3 separate regions of the Mus musculus genome follow, and all the other regions are linked to region 2. Evidence: chromatin loops called from intact Hi-C (ENCODE). Cell type or tissue: left cerebral cortex. All regions are shown on one strand.

Region 1 (8,000 bases), 69 kb before region 2:
TAAAAGTCCTTCCCTTGGGGGCTGAAGAGATGGCTGCGTGATTAACACTGGCTGCTCTTCCAGGCTCGAATCCCAGTACGAACACTACATGACTAACAATTGGTCACTCTGGTCCCAGTGGCAACAGTGCCCTCTTCTGGCCTTCATGGATACTTCATACAAAAGGTATGCATACATGCCTGCAAAACACCGATACACATAAAATAAAAATTTCAAAAAAATAAAATAAAAATAAAATAATAAAAACGATCCTTTCTTCATCCACCTTCTCATGTTAGTTTTAGGTTTGGCTCAAGAGATTGTTGTTCAGCCAGCCATAATCAATCAATCTTTTAATTACAATTGGATTCAGTCTCTAAGCTTTTTTCAGGGGTCGGGAACTCCATAACACAGACCTATATGAAAACCCAGGCATGACAGCACATATCTTCTGTCATTACAGAGCTGAGTGGAGACAGACAGACAGACAGACAGACAGGCAGACAGAGAGAAAGAGAGAGAGATTGAGGTCTGAGCAAAGGTTTTACTCTACTTTTTACATTTATAAAGAGAATACATATCTTACCCATTCAGAGTAATTACATGTAGTTCCTACAAATATGAATTCATTTATCCTGACTAAGGATTGAGGTTTAAAGACCTCACCTGTTCTTTATAGTCCTAGGGTTTTACACAAGATGAATTCTCTAATGTTAAATCCAGTCTAAATAAGTGTTAAGGACCATGACTCAATATAATTACTTTTGTTGTTTAGATAAAACTCCACACTTTTTTAATCCCAGCACTCAAGAGGCAAAGGCAGGTAGATTTCCCTGAGTTTGAGGCTGGCCTGCTCTGTAGTTCCAGGACAGCCAGGGACAGAGGAGCCCTGTCCTAAAAGAAAGATGAGGGCCCAAGAATAACTCCAAAGTTCATAGGCTCAAGTAGCTGGAAGAATGCTGGTGTGGCCTTATGAGAAGGGAGACATATACGGTTCAGACCTTTTTTTTTTTTTTTTTTTTTTGGTTTTTGTTTTTTTTTTTTTTTGGTTTTCTCGAGAGAGGGTTTCTCTGAGTAGCCCTGGCTGTCCTGGAACCCACTGTGTAGACCAGGCTGGCCTCGAACTCAGAAATCCGCCTGCCTCTGCCTCCCAAGTGCTGGGATTAGAGGCGTGCGCCACCACGCCCGGCCGGTTCGGACCCTTTTGTTGGTGGGTGGGTGGTTTTGTTTGAGACGGTGCTTTACTACACATTTCAAACTGGCCTTAAACTCACTGTGTAGCTTAGATTATCCTCAAGCTCACAAAAATTCTCCCAACTCAACCACCAATTCTGACCGTGAAATCCCTCTGCCTTAACCTCCAGTGTGTTGGGATTGTAGGGTGTGCCACAGATTTAAAGTAAATTTCTTTATAGGTATTTCTCCATTTCCCACTTCTTGAGTTGGTTTTACCACCTTGTAACTTAAGAGTTTTTCTATTTTACCTAAGCCTCTTGATTTATGAGTACACTGTCTTCTATCTTGCTGTTCAGTGCTGGCAACCATTTGGCCTAACTGAAACTATCACACAGTACCCAAACAACAGGAAGCTATACCTTCAAATGCACAAGTGTTCATCATAGGCCACATATAAGATCTGACATATAAAAGACTTATGTCTCTTACAATCTATTTCTCTCTTCCCTCCCCCTTTCTCCCTCTTTTCCTCCTTTCTTCTCCATCCTCCCCAACAGGGTCTCATTCAGTTCTAACTTTGAACTTGAAATCCTCCAGTGTCAGCCCCCTGAGTATTGAAAGCACAGGTGGGGCTACAGCTAGCTCTTCCTCCAGTCTGCTAATGTGGAAACAGTTAAGGCTTTCCATCACTTTTTTTTTAAATAATTGTTTATTTATTTTATGTATATGAGTATACTGTAGCTGCCTTCAGACACACTAGAAGAGAGCATCAGATCCCATTACAGATGGTTGTGAGCCACCATGTGGTTGCTGGGAATTGAACTCAGCATCTCTGGAAGAGCAGTGAGTGCTCTTAACCACTGAGCCATCTCTCCAGCCCCCTCCATCACTTTTTTTTTTTTTTTTTAAGATTTATTTATTTATTATATGTAAGTACACTGTAGCTGTCTTCAGACACTCCAGAAGAGGGAGTCAGATCTTGTTACGGATGGTTGTGAGCCACCATGTGGTTGCTGGGATTTGAACTCCGGACCTTCGGAAGAGCAGTCGGGTGCTCTTACCCACTGAGCCATCTCACCAGCCCCCCTCCATCACTTTTATTGTAAAAGTTTATAACCAAAGTTTCAAATTTTTCAAAAATATATTACTTTTAATTTTATGTGTGTATGTACATTTGCATAAAGATGCTCACAGAGGCACCCTTGGTCTAGAGTTACAGGTGGTTGTAAGGTGCCTGATGTGGGAACCCTTGTCCTCTACAATAGTACACTCCTTCAAACCAATGAGCCACCTTTCCAGCCCCCCTTTTCATTTGATTCAACATTATTTTCTAATTTAGTTTGTGATTTAAAAAAAACCCAAAACCCTCTTATTTAGAGTGGTGTTTACGCTTTTCAAATATTTATTGATTTCTCACTTTTCTAGTCCAAATATGGCTAAAAATATGTTATGTGACCAAAATCTTTCCAAATTTATTTCGACTTCTTTTAGGTCTTATATATGGCCTATAATGAATTTCTGTGTGCTTAAAGGTATAGCTTCCCATTGTTTGAGTACTGTTAGACAAGACTTCACTCACTCTGGGGCCCAGGCTGGCTTGGAACTATGTAACTTCCTTACCTCTGCAGTGTTAAGAGTCTGTATATGGGCACAGACAGGTGTTGCTTTGCTTTAATTATGAGAAGGGCAAGGTTACTTCATCATTGCTCTCTGTGGCTGACTTGGTTTTCCTCTTTCAACCCCTTCAAGACCTTCAATGTCGCTAGATTCTGAACTTGGACAAGGATTTGTCCCACAGTGGCTTATCATTCTTGCCTGGCTTGAATTGGAAGATTTTCAGCTCCAGATTTTGTTTTGGTCTAACAAACTCTTCCTATTTCTTCCCTCAAAGGTTTATTTTTTTTTTTAACGTAGAGCTCTAACTAGCCCTTTGGTATGCCAACTGCCACCTCATGGTCATAAGCAGTAGCAGAACGTGGGAATGTGTAGACCTGGCTTGAGTTGGCGTGAATAGCCAACAAGAACTCCGCCTTCATTTTGGAAGATATGCAGACCTCAAAGTCATTGCACCATCTGCCATGGTTCCGAAAACCTACATTTGAGAGCACTATTGTAATAGCGATCTGTGAGGACTTAAAAGTAGGGAAGGGGCCGGGTGTGGTGGCGAACGCCTTTAACCCCAGCACTCGGGAGGCAGAGGCAGGCGGATTTCTGAGTTTGAGGCCAGCCTGGTCTACAGAGTGAGTTCCAGGACAGCCAGGGCTATACAGAGAAACCCTGTCTCGAACCTCCCCCAACCCCACAAAAAAAAAAAAAAAAAAATGTAGGGAAGGGGCGCGGGATCAGGTAGGTCTTCTGTAGGAGATTCAAACTAAATGATCGCAACGTAGGGAACTCTCCAAATGCTCAGAAATACCACAAGTAAGTTGGGAAGCAGCAGTTTCACCCACCGGACAGTGGGCAGTTTTGTCGTTTTGCATGTTTTCCTCGAGGGAACCACGCGCACGGAAAAGTGAGGTCGTTTTAAACCCGTTGCCGAGTACGTAGGTAGGGCTAGGAGCGGAATGGTCGCAGAAAGGGTCGCTCCCAGGCCGGAGCGACTAGAAAGGCCAGGCCGCGGCCTCAGGGCGCAGAGCCACCCCAGGACTCAGCCTCAGCAGGGCCGTCCCTTCCTCCGGTCAGGAGTTTTGCGTTTCACCTCCAGGCGCGCCAGGGTGATGCCCGCTCCCCGAGATCGAGCGCAGGACTCCGGCAAGGGTGATAGTCCACAACTCAAGCCAGACGTAACTGCAACAAAGAACACTTCTCCAAACCGTAGTCAGTCCGCCCCCAACAGGGAGTCTGCAGGACGCCTGCAATGGAGCGGATGCGCGCGATTCAGCGACGTAAGGACGCGATGAAATAACGTCAACGGCACAGGGGCGGGTATCGTGACGCCAGTGACCCGCCAGGAAATACCAGCACAAGGGTGTACGCAGGCGCGGTGCTTAGACTAGGGTTCTGAGCTTGCGCAACGACCGATAAGACGCGGCGCGTGCGCACTGGTGTTTAGGGCGATGGGCGGGGTGTGGATGCCTTCGTTATGGCAGCCCGCGGTCTTTCTCAGTCTTGGGCTTCCTGACGCCTCCAGCAAGCGAGGTCTTTTGGGCCGGCTTCGCAGTTATGTACCCACCGCCGGCGCCGCCGCCGGCGCCTCACCGGGACTTCATCTCGGTGACGCTGAGCCTGGGCGAGAGCTACGACAACAGCAAGAGCCGGCGGCGGCGCTCATGCTGGAGGGTGAGGCGGGGTCCGGGCTGGGGAAGCCTTACCGAGGGAAGTACCTAGCTGGAGCGTTCGTGTCTCTTCCAGCGTCCAGAAGTTTCTGTGCTGCGTCTGGTTCTCGCAGCTTGGGTTTCGGTGTGGTTGCTTCCCCTGCCTAATGTCAGGTGCCCTGGGGATCCTGAGCTGAGGGGGCAATGAGCACAGCCCGTATGGTCCGACGATGCCTGAGCCAAGTCATGGGGATTTCAGGAGTTTTTCTCCAGTGCACGTGCAGCTGGACACATGGTGTACAGATCTTGTGCCATGTATGGGATGGTGTGCTCTGTCACCTCTAGCACTGTTCTGTCAATGTAAACTTTGCTGAGAGGGAACTTACCTGCCCTCAAGTAAGGACAAGCCTTACATAAGGGTCTCTCTGAATTGCTCTTTTAACCGAATCTGTGACAAGTGTCATTTTCCCGGCTCTTTCTTAGAAATGGAAGCAGCTTTCGAGGCTACAGCGGAATGTGATTCTCTTCGTCTTGGGCTTTCTGATTCTCTGTGGATTCCTGTACTCTCTTCATACGGCTGACCAGTGGAAAGGTATGAAATACCAGTGGTGCTCGAGCAGAGGAGATGCAGGCTGAGGTCAGATACAGTATTGCAATCCAGATAAAACAGTACCACAAGGCATGTGGTGACAGATTGGCAATAAATACAGCAGAGGGGAAAATGTGGAGCCCAGTATGACCAACTGGTGTACAGGTGACCCTGTAGGTCTTTGGGCCAACAGTGCTGTCCCTCCCCTCCCCATCAGTCTATAGCAGCAGATCAGCACTAATCACATGTCCCTACCACGTGGTACAGTGTGTTTGCCTGGGACCAGTGGATATCCTGAGAGGATCCTAGGATTCCTTCTGGGCTGCTTTAAGGTTGGAAACCCAAACATTGCTTCAGATTGCTCAAGTCAAGCTGCCTGTTTGGGCACTATTAAATTGATATGTTGCGGGGCTGAGGGGGTTGTTGTATGTTGTGTTTAAGGACACACTCTGCCAAATGCTTGAAAAAGAATTCAGCCTGGAAAAGACTGTGGTCTTCACACTTGGGAAATAGAGGTAGGAGGATCAGGAGTTGAGGCTAGCTTGGGCTACATAAAACCCTGCTCAAGCTGGGAGGTGGTGGCGCTTTTAATCCCAGCACTTGGGAGGGAGAAGCAGGTGACTCTGAGTTTGAGGTCAGCCTGGTTTACAAAGCCAGGGCTCCACAGACAAACTCTCTCCAAGATACAATGACACTAACAGCAGATTTGATTCCTCTGGGCCTTCTTGAGTTCAGTGCTTCTTGGAGGTTTCACTACCTGAAACAAATAGCACCTGTTTAGACATCTGTTCTGGAGCCTGTAATGGGCCTTAAGGTGAAAAGGTTTGCTTCCACAGCTCTGAGTGGCAGACCTGCAGAAGTAGAGAAGATGAAGCAAGAAGTCCTGCCTGTCTTACCAGCGCCTCAGAAGGAAAGTGCTGAACAAGAAGGGTTTGCAGACATACTCTCTCAGGTATTTCCAGTAAGGGCTCTGTGGGTTGTCACTGGGGTCTGTTTTGGAGCACTCTAGGTTGGTAAATGCTACCCTCTCTTCCCTGTCACAGCCAGCCTCACACTGGCTCAGGTGAGGCTGACTGTATGAAGTTGGGCAAGAAAGAGGCAGACATTTGCTTCATTCCCTTTGAACGCCACCATGACATGATTAAGCTCCTGTGTCAGGCATGTGTTGGCTGCCCACTGATGAGGAAAGAGACTTTCCTCTTTGGAGGAACCACAGAAGCCGATAGGAAGGGCAGGTGAGAGGCCAGCCGTAAATAGATGAGACAGTTAGTTGGTTGGCATGTGTCAGAGTACAGATCAGTGTTGAGAGGCGGAACCACCCCTGCCTCCATTTAAGAAGCCTCTGTCTCTGTCTGGGTGGGCAGGGCAAGGTTGAAGGAGATAGACCTTTGTAAAGTGACCTGCTGGAGCTAGGCTGGGGTGTCGAAACTGGGATCTGTCCAATTGTGGTTCTTGTGGTGCCTGAGGGACAGTGTGCTCAGGAAGAGCTGAGGAGGGAGAGGAGACTGCCCAGGCAGAGGTACTGCACAGTGGAGCAAGATGCCGCCCAGGGAAGTTACGGTGTGGAAAAGAGTGAGGGTCCCCATACAGAGGCGCCTTTGAGAAATGAGTAAGAGTCAAGGAACACTGAGCAGCTCCATCTGATGCTGTGTTGTACCTAACAGGCAGCGTGGGGCCATTATGGGTGGGTGGTATTAGAATCACCTGATAGAGGAGGCATTTCTGGGGAATCCTGGGTAGAGAGGTAGTGTAGTTTGTCTAGAAGGGGTTGGGACAGGCAGGCCTCATCCTGGAGTACTCAGTCTGAGAAGCTTAGGGTTGTGGAAATGGGGCAGATGGAGTGGAGCCCAGAGGTAGGTCAGAGGCAATAAATTCAGGGGTCTGGCAATAAAAGAGCCAGTTGCTGAGAGCTGACTTGTGATAGGGCCAGACTCGGATTTCTTGAGAGTTGGGGTAGTTGTCCACTGCAGTTGAGTTCTACATCTCTAAAGCCTTTGGCTATTTGGGTTTTGTTTGTTTGTTTGTTTGTTTGTTTTTGTGTTTGTGGTTTTTTTTTTTTTTCACATAGCCAAGGCTACACCTAGCAGATGTTGCAAGTCTTCAACTTCTTCTATGGGTAGTCTTGGGCAGAGGTAGAGTTTTCATATCCCTGAAGACTATAGGGTATCATACAAACAGGAAACCTCTGCAGATTGCCACTCTAGAAAAATGTCTCCTCAGTACTGGTTCCAGGTCAACAATGGATGAAAGTTGGCCTGGGATCCAAACATGGGATGTCAGCCCTGGTGAATTTAGGAGTGCCTTCATTCTAATCAGGGAGTGTTGTACTTTTTCTTCTTCAAAAAGCTTGTTTCTAAGTTGCTAGATGCTCACTAGAAAGTACAAGAAAGTAGACAGGCAAGTGTCTTGGTCAGGCCATAATGGGGAGAGGGGAGAATTTGCAAAAGGACAGTGAGTGTGCCATCCCTGTGGAGCTGTTCTTAGCTTGGCTGGCAGACTTGCCTCTAGACAGGGCCTGTGCACATGCTGGTTTCCCCATGGGGATGGATGCTGCTTCCTGTTTCCTTGTGTTCTTTTGCCTCTAGCTCATGAACTATCCTAACAGAAAGAATTCAGGGGTCTTGTGTGATAAAACTTTTTCTGGAGAGGCATAACACATGTTTACTCACCCCAAGATAGGAAGCCCATGACAGACCAAAGTATGGATATCACCAAAGTCCAGCTTGGTGAACCAGTGACTTTCATTGGAGTTACTTACAGGAATATGTGTGAGAAGTGACTCAAAGACAGCTGTGTGCCTACCCAGTGTGGGCTCACAGAGCTGGAAACCTGGAGCTACTGAACAGTCTGCAGGCAGCTCAGCAGGTCGAAGAGTGTCCTTTCCAGGTGGTCTAACCCTCTTCCAGGAAGCTCGGCTGAAGCTCAGCTGTGTTCTGCTCTTTCAGGCAGCTGGTCTGGTCTCAGTCTTTGTAGCTTGTCTTGTCTGAGGGTCTTCATTGCAG
Region 2 (8,000 bases):
TTTAATGACCCAAAACAGGTCTCTACACTATAGATGAGGCAGGTGAGCCTCTGAGGACCTAAGGGTGTATCCCTGTAGGTTCTATGGATGCTAGGCTAGGCTGACAATGCCCAAGTCTTTCTACGGGCACCTGTGCTCACAGCTACTAGGCAGGCGGCAGCATCAGAGACTCTGGGTGGCACCTGGACCCTTTGTCTCCAATTTGGGAAGGTGTGTCTAAATAGCTTCAATAGTGTATGCTGGAAACTGTCCACCAAGCCTGGGACCAACTCCTTGTTCTCTCTAGGTGGTGGCATCTCCAGCTACGCAAATGACCCTTCTAGGGCAGGCCAGAGTCTGGTTGAATGTCTTGAACAGGCACTTCGGGATGTGCCCAAAGACAGATATGCCAGCACTCCACTCTACCTGGGAGCTACAGCAGGCATGCGCCTACTCAAGTGAGTGCTTATACCCAGGGGCCTGCACAGCTCTTCAGCAGAGTAGAACTCTCCTCCCAGAGCAAGCTCTCAGGAGGGCAAGCCTGGCAGAGGGCACCTGGGATGAGCTCCATCAGAGTCCCCCTCCCCCATTCCACAGCCTGACCAGCCCAGAGGCCACAGCCAAGGTGCTGGAGGCAGTGACACAGACGCTCACACGGTACCCCTTTGACTTCCGTGGTGCCCGCATCCTCTCGGGACAGGATGAAGGGGTGTTTGGCTGGGTGACTGCCAACTACCTGCTGGAGAACTTCATCAAGGTGGGCCCTGCAGCCCAAAGAACCTGGGGTCCTGACAGCCTTGCTTGCTCACAGTCTTAATCCAACCTTTGTTCTCCACAGTATGGCTGGGTAGGCCGGTGGATACGGCCAAGGAAGGGAACTCTGGGGGCCATGGACCTTGGGGGTGCCTCAACACAGATCACCTTTGAGACAACCAGTCCATCTGAAGATCCAGATAATGAGGTCCATTTGCGGCTCTATGGCCAGCATTACCGTGTCTACACCCATAGCTTCCTCTGCTATGGCCGGGACCAGGTTCTCCAGAGGCTTCTGGCCAGTGCCCTCCAGGTGTGTCTACAAACTCAACCATGACACCATACTGGTGCCTTCTGGAGGAAGGGAGGGAGAAGGGACAAAAGGCAACAGGGCAGGGCCAAAAAGCAACTCATACTGAGCCCAGGAACCTTAAGAGTGGCCTCCTTTACCCATGGCTATACACATAGCAGTGAGGCCCACAGTGGGTTCCTGTCTCCATGATGATGTCTGCCTTTAGCCTCAAACAACATCTAGCTTCTTCAGCTAGGTGTGCCTCAGCTTGAGGACAGGCAGAGAGGAACTTGGTGGTATAAAGAGCTAGGAATGGGGGCCGAGAATTAGGAGAGCCAGGGAGTTATCTCAGAACCTTGAATACCTGGCCAAAAGGTTTGCTGTTTGTCCATCAGGTAATGGTTGCCATGGTTGCTCACAAACACAAAAATGATGTTGCCCAAGTTGGACTTACGAACAGTTCATCAGGCTGCCTCCCTGTGGTGGGGTGGAAGGCAGTGGCTAGAGTGGGGAACTCTATCTGTACTCTCACTAACTCCCCAGATCCATCGCTTCCACCCCTGCTGGCCAAAGGGCTACTCCACCCAAGTGCTGCTCCGGGAAGTCTACCAGTCTCCATGCACTATGGGTCAGCGTCCCCAGACCTTCAACAGCAGTGCCACTGTCAGCCTGTCAGGGACCAGCAACGCTGCCCTCTGTCGTGACCTCGTCTCTGGGCTCTTCAATATCTCCTCCTGTCCCTTTTCCCAATGCTCCTTCAATGGGGTTTTCCAGCCTCCCGTGGCTGGGAACTTCATAGTGAGTCCGGGTGGATGGATGTGGGGACGGGAGACCCTAAGCATGTGGTGACAGGGTGACTGCACACTCTTCTCCCACAGGCCTTTTCTGCTTTCTACTATACTGTAGACTTCCTGAAGACAGTGATGGGGCTGCCTGTGGGAACCCTGAAGCAGCTGGAGGATGCCACAGAGACCACCTGCAACCAGACCTGGGCTGAGGTGAGGCCTGTCCCCATATTCTCCACATCTGGGTAAGACACTTTCCCCTTCAATTTATCTCGCCATAGAGAGACTCAGTCATTTCAGATTGCTGACTACCTTAAGAAGTAGTCAGCTTAAGTGGGGAGCTTGGGGCTGAGTAAGCTAAATCTTCAGTGGTCTCCTCAGAGTTTGATCCTACAATCAAGGTATGGAACACGTAGAACAGGAATTGCAAAGTCTCTGTGACAACAGGACCTCAAAGCAGAAAGGGACAGAAAGGCAGGTGTCTAGGACAAAGCATGGGAACGAGTGTCCCACTAGTGGGAGAGGAAGACACAGGAGAGACTCAGCAGGGCTTGGGGTATTCCTGGAGAAATTGAAAATCGGGCCTGGACACGGACTGAACAGTAGTCCCAGAAAGAATAGAGAGGCCCTGATAGCTGGAGTGTGAGGTGGCCACCATGTCTCCTAGAGAAATAAGTCCCTCTAATCTAAGTCACCCAGGAAGGTCTCAAAAAAGTGGGGCCAGTTGGTCAGAGAGCAACACTTAAACCTGGACGCCTGTTCCTTTAATTATGATGCAAGAATGCTCCTATCCTCTATTTTCTGGTGGCCACCCTTGCTGTCCTCCTCATCCAGCTGTTGGGAGGGGAGAACACAGGCCTTCCAGCAGTCACGAGGTTTATCCCAGAGGAGTGTCTGCCTGGGAAGGGCGTTTTGAACTAGGTCTTTCTGTGTATTTCCTGCCTTTCTTGGCCTGAGCTGTAGTGGGAGGGGGATGCTGTACCCTGGGGGCCATAGCTTCTCGTGGTGTTGAAACTAACGGTGTCTCATTCTGTTCTTAGCTTCAGGCCCGAGTACCCGGACAGCAGACCCGCCTGCCTGACTACTGCGCTGTAGCCATGTTCATACATCAGCTATTGAGCCGCGGTTATCGCTTCGACGAGCGCTCTTTCCGTGGAGTGGTCTTCGAAAAGAAGGTGGGTAAATGGCGGGGTCAGGAGGATTCCTCGTGCGGTCTCTTTGAGGCTGATGCCACGCCCTCTCTTAGGCGGCAGACACGGCTGTCGGCTGGGCGCTGGGCTACATGCTGAATTTGACCAACCTGATTCCCGCTGACCTCCCGGGACTACGTAAGGGCACCCACTTCAGCTCCTGGGTTGCTCTCCTGCTGCTCTTCACAGTCCTGATCTTGGCGGCTTTGGTCCTGCTCTTGCGCCAGGTGCGCTCTGCCAAGTCCCCAGGCGCCCTCTAGGGGTGCGCTGGGAGCTTCTCCCAACTCCCGGCTATCTCTCTTCCCGAGGGCATCTCTGACCCTGAAGCAGCCTGGACGGTCCTTATCTACACTCACAGAAAGTCTACATGGGCAGCCCTGAGTGTTCTCAATTAATCCTCCGCTCTCTTCCTGGGATGTCAGGTCTCTTAGCCTGCGACTCAGGGTGAGGTCCATTCCGAGTGGAGCCTCTGTTCTGATTGATCTTCAGGGCCCTGGGTACTTTCTGTCTGGGCCTTTAGAAAGGCAAGCACCAGAGACTACAGGCTAGGAGTCAGCTCCATGCCTACTTGTAAAAAAATTTGTAATAAAAGATTTTTTCCTAGAGCAGTGAAGTGTCCATAGGGTGGGGCATCATTTGTTGCTCGTTTCTCCTGCCAGCTGTGTTGGCTATTCGGATAAAACCTGGTTCCAAGTCAGTACTTTTCTTGCTTCCTCCCTTTCTGTACCAGATCCGAGGTAATGGAGGCACTCCTACCTACACTGGTCTGGGGTTGTCCCTGAGTCTGAGTTTTCTCTGACTCAGAGAACCCTTGATGACATCCGTAGGAATTGAGGCTGCACTCCAAGTCCTCCCCCCCCCCAACTTATACTTGAAGTATCAGTAGACCTAAAGATCAGAGGCACTTGCATCCCACAGCCTAAGTTTCTGTAGGTGGAAAAGCGTGGCCCCGCTGGGCGTGGTGGCACACACCTTTAATCCCAGCACTCGGGAGGCAGAGGCAGGCAGATTTCTGAGTTCGAGGCCAGCCTGGTCTACAAAGTGAGTTCCAGGACAGCCAGTGCTATACAGAGGAACCCTGTCTCGGGAAAAAAAAAAAGCGTGGACTTCTCCCTTGCTTCTTTTATGGAAAATTAGCTCAGACTATTTCTGTTCAGTCAATGCCTCTTGAGGGCTGGGTTGGGATGGTAGCCGCTAGTGAGCGCATGCGCGCACGCACGCGCGCGCACAGAGAGAGAGAGAGAGAGAGAGAGAGAGAGAGAGAGAGAGAGAGAGAGAATCATTTGATAAATGTATAAACCTGCACTGACAGCCTCCTCTTTAAGTTTGTGAGCCTGAAGGACGGGAAGAAGTGGAGGGCTGAGGAACTCAACCTTGTTCTTTTCTCTGTGTGTGGTGTTTGTGTTTTTTGCATGTGACAAGGGTCTCTGTGTAACCTTGGCTGTTGTCCTGGAACTTACTTTGTAGACCTGGCTGGCCTTGAACTTACAGAGATCTGCTTGCTTCTGCCTCCGAGTGCACCACCATCGTCCAGGCCTGTTTTTCATTCTTAAGATAGGGTCTCATTATATATTCATGACTGTCCTGGAACTCGATATGTAGACTAGGCTGGTCTCAGCATCTTGAGAGATGGGATTAAAGGCAGGAACCACCACACTGATCTTCAACATTGCCTTCATGACTCAACCAGGGGGAGGTCTCTGGCGGGGGTGGAGTGTGCTCAAAGGGGACTGCACATGAATGGTGATCACCAGGCACCATGCATGTTCCATGTTGTGTGACTCAAGGGAGCTGAAAGCCATTACCTGGGATCATGACCACCTTGGACAGCTCCCAGACAACTGTCAACTACGTCAAGTTACTCTCGCCCCCTGGTGGTACCATTCGGGAGCGAGTCTGGCTTGATCTTGTGAGCCTCTTGTATGCTTTTCTTCCTGGTTTTAGAAAGCCCGGGCACGTCTCTGAGTACACCTGTATATCTCTATACACCTCTTTATCCTTTGTGGGATACATTTTGCAAACCTGCAACAGTCAGCCTAGTCTACATAGCCAGGATTTGTCCCTGGTGTTCCCCTAGTCTAAGGTCCTCCATTCTAACAGGGTGAGTGGTGAGGGTTTGGCAGTCGGACCACTAAGAAGAAGGCGTGCATCCTGGGACGCCCACCGTTAGTCAATTCCAAGTCAGATTCTTGGGTAATGAATGAGGAGGCATTCTGCTGTAGAGGCTAGAGGGCCCGAAGCACTCAGACGCCTGACAAAAGGGGACCCCCCAACAGGATGCAGAGGGAGGGGGCTCAGACTAGAGGAGATGTCCCGCCCCCGCAGGTGGAGCGCGCAGGCGCACTCCCGACACTTTTCTCTGGCCGCCGCGCCTCCATCCCATCCCGGATCCATTGCCGCAACGTCAGCGCCACCGCCTCCTCTTTTCCTCTTCCTCCTCCGCCCCTCTCGCTTCCCGGCTTCTCCAGTCGCAGTTCCCGGAGTGGGTACCGAGCCCGGGGCCGTGGGGTGCCATGCTGCCCGGGTAGCGGCGCTGAAGCATGGCGACGCCCGTCCCTCCGCCTTCCCCGCGGCACCTGCGGCTGCTACGGCTGCTGCTCTCCGGCCTCATCCTGGGAGCGGCCCTGAATGGTGCCACCGCCCGCCGCCCGGGTGAGCGAGCGCTCTGGGCGCAGGCTGTTGGGTGCTCCGGGGCTGGGATTGCGGGGCGGAGAATCCTGCCCCCGGCGCCGCCCTGGTTTTCCCTGCCACCGCCCCGGCCTTACCCAGGCCCACAGGCCAGGCAGGCCCGGTCCGCTGGGCATGGATTGGGTAAACAGGTCAGGCCCGTTGAAGGCCATGCTAGATGAATCTTCTCTCAGGTCCTTGGAGGCGAATGTAGATTTCACGCGCTTTGGGTCTTTGTCTCTGGGTCCCTGAATCAGTCTGGTGTGTGTCTTTGGGTCTGCAGCCATCTGGTTTCTGGTGGCCCATAAGTGGGATCCTGTGTCTTTGTTTGTGTGTCTCTGGGGCTTCCCGTTGGCAGGGTTGTTCTTGGGGTCTGTGGGCCTTGCATGTCAGCCCTGTCGTTCGTTCGTGTGTGTGTGTGTGTGTGTGTGTGTGTGTGTGTGTGTGTGTGTGTGTGTAGAGGGGTTCCCATGGAAGGTCTTAAGGGTTCCAGGTCTAGGGTCTTGTTCCAACTTAGTGGGGTCAAGCTGCCCCATCCCCTGCCCTGAAGGACATGCACCACTGTCCTCTGGTCTGAGGTCTGTGTAGTGACTGTTTAGAAGAGTGTGACTCCCTGACTGGGAGAACATTTTCTCTTTTTTTTCGAGATGGTTTCTCTGTATAGCCTGGCTGTCCTGATCTCACTCTGTAGACCAGGCTGGCCTCAATGCCTGCCTCTGCCTCCCAAGTGCTGGGATTAAAGGCATTCACCACTACTGCCTGGCTCTGGGAGAACATTCTTGACAGATGGGTCCTGAAGCCACAGGATCCAAATTGTATCTCCCCGAGGGGAGTGAAGTGGGAGAGGTTGCCCATATGTTCACTGAGTTCTTCTGGAACTATGTGTGGGAGCTGCTTTGAGCCCAGCTTACAGATGAGGAAGCTGAGGGCATGGAGAGGTGACTGGTACGTGGACTCTAACAAGATCGGTCTGGATATGGGACCTTAAGAGCTGGGCAAGCAACCCAGGAACTGGACTGAAGGTTGGCATGACTGGAAGAGACTCTTGAGGAGGGTGGAGTTCCAGACTGGGCCTTACCAGAGATGCCAAATAGCCTGCCTCCCTGGTGGACACCCTTCATGGATGGGACTAAGGCACAGTACTGAAGCCCTGGGCATGTGCTGGCCTCTGCCCACTGGCCTCTATAGCTGAATGCAGAGACTTGACATGGCCCATACTAAGCGTCCCCTTATCACACCTAGTGCCCAGGAAGGGCCGGTAGCCTAGCATGGTTAGAAAAGCAGATACTCTGCAGCTGCCATTGGTTCTGAGACCCAGGCTGGAGAGGGACTTTCTATCCAAGATAAAACAGTAGGTTGGTGGGCTAAGGAGGCCCTACAGCTCAAAGCCAGCATTGTGCTACACCTCTAGTATAGGTCTGACTAGCTTGTTAGCACCAGGGGCAGGGACTGTCTGCCTCCCTGGAGCCCAGCTGGTGGGTGGAGCCCGTGTAAGCCTCCTAGCACAGTGCTGTTTAACTCTCTCAAGTCCCAAGCTCAGGTTGCTGTTCCTGGAGGCTGCTGACAGTCTATGGTGGACAGAAGGTGCCTAGCCTGGGATTCAGTGTGCCACCAGAGCTTCTGGAACTTCTTAGCAGGAGACATAGAGTGTCAGATTACAAAGGAAAGTAGTGCAGTAGTGGCGCACGCCTTTAATCCCAGCACTCGGGAGGCAGAGGCAGGCGGATTTCTGAGTTCGAGGCCAGCCTGGTCTACAAAGTGAGTTCCGGGACAGCCAGGACTACACAGAGAAACCCTGTCTCGAAAAACCAAAAACCATATATAAAAAAAAAAAAAAAATGAAAACCCCCCAAAACCAAAAACAAAGGAAACTAAGGCAAAGTCTATAGGAGGCTATGGTTAACACATCCCATGGGGCCCACAGCATTGCCTGCAGTGTGCAGTGGAAGGAACTGGCTGGCCAGAGACACAGGAAGTTGATGGTCCTGCTGGGTATTTCCTTGGCCCTGCTGGCTTCCCAAGACAGAGACCAAAGTTCCAGGCTGGGATTATTCCTTACCTTTGAAGCAACTGAAGGTGTATATCCCATAGGAGAAACTGAGGCATAAAGCTCACTGCTCTGTGTAGCTGCATCACGATAGGACTGTTTGGCAGGTATAAGAGAACATTGTGCTCTGGGCCCCAAAAATGTGACTCAGAACTATGACCTAGACTGGCATCCCCAATACCGATCAGCCCAGGCCTTTCAGTGCCCTCATTGTATCTAAGCCAGTGGCATCTTAGGTCTCCCAGTGCCATGAAGACAAAGGCTAGGCAGAGACAGCCACTGTCTTC
Region 3 (8,000 bases), 84 kb before region 2:
GCCTGCTCCTGCTGGACAAGGACCTCTTCAGGGCTAGGGCCTCACCTTGGACTCACGCTCCTCCAGCAACGTCTCCAGGCGCTTCTGCGCTGCCCGGCCCTCGTGGTCATCGCTGACCAGCAGGATGATATGGTTCCAGTTGTAGACGCGCATCATCTCAAACCAGACGCTGGACTGGTGGGAGTAGGGTGGTACGGTGCGAAGGAAGCTCAGGTGGATGCTCTGTGGGTGCGACCGAGAGGCTGAGGCAGGACCAGGCTAAGTCTGCTTTCCCCTCTCCCACTGATGGGGTCACTTCCTCCCACCTGCCCTTCCTCCTTCCCTGGAGCATTTCCTGTGAGAGTAGATAGTTGGCATTTTCAGTAGCACCCTAAGGTGAGTGAAGTCTCAGTTCTTAGGGTGGTTGCCACCTTCCCAACAGCACTCCCTTAGAAAGGTTGACATAGAAGCTTCCCCCATTCCCCAAGACCTCAACAGATCTCACATGGTGCTCTCCCCAGTTTCAATAACTGTATTTTGGGCTGGGGGTATAGCTCAGTAGTACAGCATTTGCCTAGTGCAAACAAGGCTCTGGGTTCCATCCAAGGAGCTGGTAAGAAAATTACAACTGGGGCTGGAGAGATGGCTCAGTGGGTAAAAGCACTGACTTCTCTTCCGAAGGTTCTGAGTTCAAATCCCAGCAACCACATGGTGGCTCACAGCCATCTGTAATAAGATCTGATGCCTTTTTCTGGTGTGTCCGAAGACAGCAACAATGTATTACTTATAATAATAAATAAATTAAAAAAAAGAAAATAACAACTACGTTTATCTGTAAGTTTTCTGTCTTGGGGTCAAACTTGGGTTGCCTTTCTTCCCTTGAGCCAGAGGCTGTGGCTTACTAGTGCCTTGCTGCTCAAATGACCCTAGCTGCCAGGACCTGTCTATGTCTGTCTGAGTGAGCTTGGCTCCTTCTGTGTGCTCATGACTTACACTGTTCTTGGTTCTCTGATGCTTCTAGGTTTTTTTTTTTTTTTTACCAGTTCCCTCTTGGTGGTCTGGGGCAGTGCTTTGGAGAGATAGAATGTTCACTGCCTCTGCAGCTGGCTGCAGGCAGCTTGCATTAACTTTGGTGCTGTGACTCGCTCTTTCTGGCCTGCAGTGTGATGGGCAGAGGGCTGACTTTGAGTTGGAGTCATCAGGGGCTGGAGTGTACCTGTGATCTTTGGCCCCACCTCTGGCCCTTCACAGGCCCAGTGGGTTGGCCTGTGGTCCAGCTGTGTTATGGGACCTCCTCCTGGTTTCTTGTTTGTCCTGGCTACTTCACCTCTTATGGTCGATACTTGCTTTTATACATGAGGGCAAAAGTGTTCCAGAGGACAAATGGCCAAGAGGCATAGGTTGAGAGCATGTTCCTCATTGGCATACAAAGAGTGGCTTAGGTGCCTAGGTATGTGAGGCTCTTGACCTCAGTCTGATCCTCTCCCGACAGGCCCTCCTACAAGTCCTCCCTCTGAGGCCCTTAAAAAAAATAGTTATTTAATATACATTCGTACACTGTAGCTGTCTTCAGACACACCAGAAGAGGGCATCAGATTCCATTAGAGATGGTTGTGAGCCATCATGTAGTTGCTGGGAATTGAACTCAGGATCTTTGGAAGAGTAGTCAGTGCTCTTATCCTCTGAGCCATCTCTCCAGCCCTCTCTGAGTCCCTTTTGTCACCAAATGGCAAACCCACCACATGCTTGGGTCTGAATGGCCAGACTCCCTTCCTTAAGACAGATTTTTCAAGAACTGTGGGCTCTGGACAGGAAGACTCAACTCTGGAGGGCCTGGGGATATCTGGAGACCTCCCGTGCAGCCCACAGCCCTCTGGCTGATCCCAGGCACTGGCTGGTTGTCTCCTTGTGGCTCCCGGATAGCTATAGGCTGTCCAAGTCTACAGGTTACAGGGAGAAGACTATGGTGTTTATTAGTCCACTGGGTATCCAGAGACCCTGATGCTAGAGGTCGAAGTCTGACATTGCTAGATTAGCAGTGCTTCCTCTTCTCTACTCAGGGGACACAGGACCCTACCACTTACCTGACAAAGATTAGGTAGAAATGTTCTGAGATCCCTGGAGTGCCTTCCCAAGCTGATGAGGTATCTCAGTACCTTAGCCTTCATCCAATGATCTACACCCACCCTGGATATTCTCATTCTGTTCACCCCAAATAAAGTGTATGCATGCAAGCCCATCCTGAATAAAGGTGGGCTTTATACACAAGCTAAGATCATCTTAGAGAGCTGTTTCATTGACGATCGTGGGAGAAGTCCCTCTCCTAAAAGAGCTGTAACACTAAGATCCACAGAAAAGCCTTCTCTCTCCCCCCACTCCCACACCCTCTCAACGCCCCCCATTCACTCCCAGTCAGACTGGGATCCTGCAGAACTCCTTTCCTTTGGGGTTCCATGTTATCCTTTCAGCCCAGTGTGAAGCAACATCTGGACACCCTGAGAGGGAGGAAGCAGAGGACTTGGAACCACAGCTGGACCCCAAAACGCATACCACAAAAGGGTAGCTGGATTGCATCCCAGTTGATAGAGTTTTACAACATCATGGAAAATTAAAACTCATATAATCTAGAGCAAGTTTTCTGTGTCTCTGGGTCGTGGTTTCCTATAACTCAGTAGCTATTCTTCAGCATTTGGACCCAACTGAATGGAGGCTAGCCCAGCCTTTAGGCCACAAGAGCTCTCCAGAATGCTGATCTGAGATCCTTTAGTCCCTGAGACATGCAGTCTCCTGCCACAAGCTACCCTGTGTTCTGTCTACCCTGTGTTCCATCTCCTATGTGCACTTCAGTTGGCAAGACTGGGGTCCACAGCATCCCTGTCTACCTGAGTACGTCTCCATCCAGGCACCTGCTGCTCTTAGAAACTTCTCTCCAACTCTTTTGCTGCTGCATACAAAACCTACTTGTCCTAGGAAGTTCCCTGTCACCCCTTGTTTAGCCCACGAAGCCCTCTTCTCCCCAAAGGGGGTGTTACTGTTTCTTTTTGCCTGTCATTAGGAACCATCCTGAGTGCATGCGACTGTATGAGTATCTGTGAGGATGCTGGTGTTGCATGAAAGAGTGTGTGCGGCTGTGTGAGAGCATGAGAGCATGAGCACTGGGATTTGAGTGTGAATGCTAATGTGTGGTGACCGAGTGTGAACACATATAAACATGTATGTGACTAACTTCTCACAGGCCTGAATATTAGTGCAATTGAGAATGGATAACTTCTATACCTGTACCTGTGAGACCTAGTGTGAGGTATGTCTGTGTGGTTATGAGTGAGTGTGTGACTTATGTGCTGCCTGGAGCTGACCACAGGGAGAGGAAGATAATTGGTTCTGACGGCTTACCTTGTCAGAGTAGATGGACATTCGGGTAGTCAGCCCCAGGACGGGGATTCTGTAGAAGCCAGCTGTGTAGGAGACAGGGGTGGGAGTGAAGTGGTCGTTGGGAGTAGGCGGGTGACTAACTAGGATAGCGTAGACCTGTGGATACAGGAGACAGAGTCAGCTCTGTGGCGTAGGAGGAACACTGTATTAGGATTTGAGATCCCAAGTAGCCAGAGCTGGAGCCGCCCGCCAGGGGCCCAGGTGATGCCATTTGTGCTCAAAGTCCCACACATCTAAGACACAAGAGAATAAGCCACCTATTGTAGAGAAGGGGCAGCACTGAGCAAGATCTAGGGATGTAGACCACACACACACACCCCACACACACCACACCACACAAACAACACACACACAACACACATATATACACACAACACACATGCACCATGCCACACACATACACAACACAACACACACACAACACAACACACAAACACAAACACACATATACACACACAACACACATGCACCATGCCACACACATACACACCACACACGCACAACACAACACAACATACAAACACACACACAACTCACATGCACCATGCCACACACATACACACCACACACACACCACACCACACAAACACACACGCACCATGACACACACACACACACACCACACAAACACACACACACCACACACACAAGACACCACACAACACACACTACAACACACACACACACACAACATGCCACACACACATACACACCACACATACCACACACATACACCACACCACACACACACACACACACACAGAGGCACATGCAGTTGGTAGATCCTCTCTTCTGACCAGGGCTCACCGCTTGTAAAGTGAGGCAGGGTGGGAATGGGGACACAAAACTCTGGCATGGCCTCTACACTCTGCAATGTGAGGACTGCTTCTCACTGCCCTCACCATGATCCCCAGCCTGCACACTTTAGGTCACATTGTATGTAGGTATGCATGTGTATGAAGGTATGTAGGTATTCTTGAGCAAGGGCTGGAGCATGTTTGCACTATACACACCAGTGTGTCTATCTTGATATAGGACTCTCATGATGGAAGCAGTGTTGCTATGTGCACTGACCATATCAAGCAGGGTGTCCATGGATATACAGATGTGTGTGAGTGAGCATGTGCAGTTGACTGTGTTATTTTGAGACGTAGTGTGTGCTAGTGCCATGTGCATGAACATGTGTGTGAGCAGATATGTTCATGGATGTAGATGTCCTTTGAAAAGCAAGTATTAATAGACTTGGCACAGTCTCTGTTCCTGTCCTCATTTTACATAAGATGGTGCATTGCAGTGACTCTCATGGCTTCATTGGAATTCAGCAGCCAGTTCAGCTAGGGGAGGACAGCTTCACCAGCAACATGTCCTCCCCTGCAGCACACTGCACTCAGCTCCCACTCTGTGCCTTGGTGTCTCTGGCATGCGCAGTCCTCACTCCAACCCCTGCAGAGCCTGTTTGCTCTGGCACCTGGACCATCCTATGCAGACCCATGAATGGGGGAAGGGAAGAGAGGTAAGGAAAGAAACAAAGATAGCCCCAGGCCTCATCCAGCCAGTTCCCTGAAGTGCTCCTCCATCTTGTGCTCAAAATGTCTAGAACCACACTGACTAGATGGAACAGATCACCAATGATAGTCACATGACAGCACACATGGTCCTCTGAGGACCAGTCCAGGGGGAACCAGCAGACACAGACATTTGTCCCAGGCCTTTCCAGGGACCAGTTGGCTTGGGGTGGTCTGGTAAGGAGACTGAGAAGGACCAGGGAAGGATCGAATGAAACTGGGGCAGTGGAGGATGGTGGAGGAGCAGGGGAGAGAGGAAGTAGTGGTCACCTGGCTAGAGATGAGGTCCTCACACACTGACAGGGCCATCTGTATGGCGTTGGGCTTGTGGGTGACAGAAGTGGCGTTGAGCTGTATCTTCCAAGAGCCGTGTCGCTTATTGGCCTGGTTTACTGCCTCGCGGAACATCTGCTCGTGCTTGCGCGTGCTCAGCACCGCGCCGATGTTGACAATCTTGGGGTCGCAGGCAGCGCGGGCGAAGGAGCAGGAGAAAAGCAGGGCGAATGTCAGCAGGTGCATGGTGCTCATGAGCCTCGGGCACAGCGGGCCTGGTTCTGGGTTGCGCGAGCGCGACCACCTCGCGATGTACGGACCCCCGGGCCCCCGCGCGGTCAAGCACCCGCGGATTCTTCAGGAGCCCAGGGCGAGCGCGGCGGGTGCTGTCCGAGGTGCTGAAGCGTATTGGGCGCTGCTCGAACACCCGCGCGGAAAAGGCGAAAAAGACAGCTGCCTGGACTGTGCGACTGGTCCCGATGCTGCGGCGACTGCAGCAGCTGCGGAGTCGTGAGCGGGACCTACGCGTTCTACCCCTCCCACCGCCCCCGCTTCCTGACGCGGAGTCGAGCGCGCGCCTCCTGACGCGCGCCTGCGTTGGCGTAAATGCTTGGAGCGCGCGAGTGAGACGCGCCCACGTGGGCATGTGCACGCGCGTTAGCATACAGAGAACCAGGGACAGTCATCCGTGTGGTCCCGACTTGCGATAGCTGAGCCGGGTTTCTTATCACCACGTGCACCTGCACTCTTAAGTGTATTTAAACAGGAGGGAATGCATTGTGAATGCTTGAGTGTGCGCGCTCAAGTAGAAGTTCTTACCTACAGTTTGTAATATTTTGGGACTTGATTCTTCCAAGGTCAGGAAGAGGCCCTGTCCCTCTATACCGCTGGGGGAAGGATATTGGTGATTTCCTTCTGATAGGGCTCAGTATTATAGGAGAGAGTTGGATACACTCTAGAGGGTGAGATAGGATTGCTAGAGTTCAAGGCCAGCCTGGGCTACATAGTGAGTAACAGGATCTGTCTATAAATAAATAAAACCAAATTGGAGGGAGGGGAACACCACACCTTGGATCCGTGACTTAGACTCCCTTCTGGAGGTTAAGAATAGGTGTGACGGCCGGGCGGAGGTGGTGCACGACTTTAATCCCAGCACTCTGAAGGCAGAGGCAGGCAGATTTCTGAGTTCGAGGCCAGCCTGGTCTACAAAGTGAGTTCCAGGACAGCCAGGGCTATACAGAGAAACCCTGTCTCGGGGGGGGGGGGGGGGAAGGAAAGGAAAGAAAAGAAAAGAAAGAAAATTTAAAAAGAAGAAAAAGAAAAAATAGGTGTGACATTGGCTCCTCTACTATAGAGTGGTACCTTCTAGGAGACCTGAAGGAGACCAAGGACAGAGGAAGCTGTTTATAGCAGCTAAAGCAAGGTTAGACATCAGGCAGCACTGTCTGAATTAGATTATTTTGTATTCCCTGCTTCCTCTCTTTGGCTGTTCACCAGTGTGAACTGCATCTTGCTCCCAGCAGTCATTTCCCAGAGCTCTCCTTGTTTCTCAGTCTGGCAATCCTAATTCTTTGTCCCCCTCCTGCCATGTAAAGTACAGCCTTTCCCAAATTAAAAAAAAAAAAAAAACTGCTGAAGCTCCACCCCTGCCAGTGACATCAGTATTTCCAATAGCAACCAGGATTTTGCAGGCTCCCCTGTAAATGCTTCCTAGGGGATAAAGGAGGAGGTCGTCACACCTATGTGCTGAGCAGTGCAGGGGAGAATCCTGGACCCACACGTTCACACTCCTGAGTCCTCTTGTTAAAGCTGTCTTCCAGAGCAGAGGACAGGCAGGCCTGTGGCACTGTCTAAGACCCCTGTCTTGGCTCCCTTTCTTTTCTCTGCTGCCCGGAGGTTCCATGTCTGCACACTCTCTGTTCTGGCATTAAAGAACACAGAGGAAAGAGCTCAGCCTCATGGCCTCGAGGCTCTAACAGCTTTCAGGAGTCCCGGAGCTGGCACCATCTGCACACATGTTGGGGCCATCTCCAGACATCTGTGGTTTCTGACAAGTCAGGGCCTGAAGGCTGTATAGGGGTGGGCCTGGGCTCTGTCACTTCATGATAGGGCAGGAACCACCCATCCACCCCATGAACCAAAGACTGTTCCTTCTGACATGTTAGATCTTTTTGCTGAATATTCAATGATCAGTAGGTAGTTGTTCCCACGTAGGAATCTGAAATTGACCATGGTAGAGCTACTTATTTATACCAGGGAAGATTTGTCACGCAACAGAGTTTCCCTTCCTGAGAGCCCATTTGCCAGCAATTCTTGGGCTCTTCTTGGGCTGTGGGTCCTCAATCTTTTGGTCTAAACTCCTTGGAAAGGGCTCAATAGTGAGGGCAGGGAGAAGGCACAGCCTCTTCGACCCACCATCTCTTTTGACTCTGTTCCCTCTTATTCCTCAGGGGCTTGGTTGGATACAGTCATACAAGCCACCAATCGTGTTTCTGCCTGCTGCAGTAACAGACTGACTGACAAACTGTCTTGGGTTGAGACCTCACGGGGTCCTGGGGAGGCAAAGGCTGTGAACATGACCAAAGATGCTCAGAATTGTTCTGTGGTGGAACCCCTGGATGGGATCTGCCCCCAGGCTAGTATAGGAAACTCTGTTGTGTAAAGAGCATCAACAAAGGAGACTATGAATGCTTATGAGTCTACCCATGCTACTCCACTGCTCTGCCAATTGCAGCCCAACTGTGAAGGGGT

The links. Peaks named below come from ENCODE experiments on the same cell type or tissue, not always from the same donor. Only the 100,000 strongest peaks of a DNase experiment are listed, where the experiment ranks them.
Region 1: it touches region 2 in a loop (3-fold over the local background); 2 of 42 quality-filtered maps call a loop at or near these places.
Region 3: it touches region 2 in a loop (9-fold over the local background); 2 of 42 quality-filtered maps call a loop at or near these places.

Annotation. Positions count from the first base shown.
Region 1 is chr2:25,328,543-25,336,542 of GRCm38, forward strand. It overlaps Man1b1 (mannosidase, alpha, class 1B, member 1), which reads left to right and starts at 4,201. Exons shown (of 13, transcript NM_001029983.2): 1 at 4,201-4,434; 2 at 4,893-5,001; 3 at 5,835-5,950. The coding sequence starts at 4,318. AA543186 (expressed sequence AA543186) reads right to left here and starts at 4,029. Exons shown (of 2, transcript NR_027448.1): 1 at 3,606-4,029; 2 at 1-179. In left cerebral cortex, CTCF peaks have their summits at 147 (motif pointing left) and 3,986; DNase peaks (open chromatin) are centred at 119 and 4,108; H3K4me3 peaks cover 2,087 bases; H3K27ac peaks cover 1,091 bases.
Region 2 is chr2:25,397,715-25,405,714 of GRCm38, forward strand. Entpd2 (ectonucleoside triphosphate diphosphohydrolase 2) reads left to right here. Exons shown (of 9, transcript NM_009849.2): 3 at 287-437; 4 at 577-736; 5 at 818-1,045; 6 at 1,568-1,822; 7 at 1,903-2,022; 8 at 2,850-2,984; 9 at 3,056-3,609. The coding sequence ends at 3,259. Npdc1 (neural proliferation, differentiation and control 1) reads left to right here and starts at 5,336. Exons shown (of 9, transcript NM_008721.4): 1 at 5,336-5,651. The coding sequence starts at 5,540. In left cerebral cortex, CTCF peaks have their summits at 3,255 and 4,874 (motif pointing left); DNase peaks (open chromatin) are centred at 3,237, 4,921, 5,372, 6,466 and 1 more place; H3K4me3 peaks cover 2,921 bases; H3K27ac peaks cover 1,695 bases.
Region 3 is chr2:25,313,383-25,321,382 of GRCm38, forward strand. Grin1 (glutamate receptor, ionotropic, NMDA1 (zeta 1)) reads right to left here and starts at 5,805. Exons shown (of 20, transcript NM_008169.3): 1 at 5,247-5,805; 2 at 3,373-3,507; 3 at 46-222. The coding sequence starts at 5,504. In left cerebral cortex, CTCF peaks have their summits at 1,565 (motif pointing right) and 3,651; DNase peaks (open chromatin) are centred at 3,511, 4,880, 5,824 and 6,999; H3K4me3 peaks cover 3,317 bases; H3K27ac peaks cover 1,881 bases.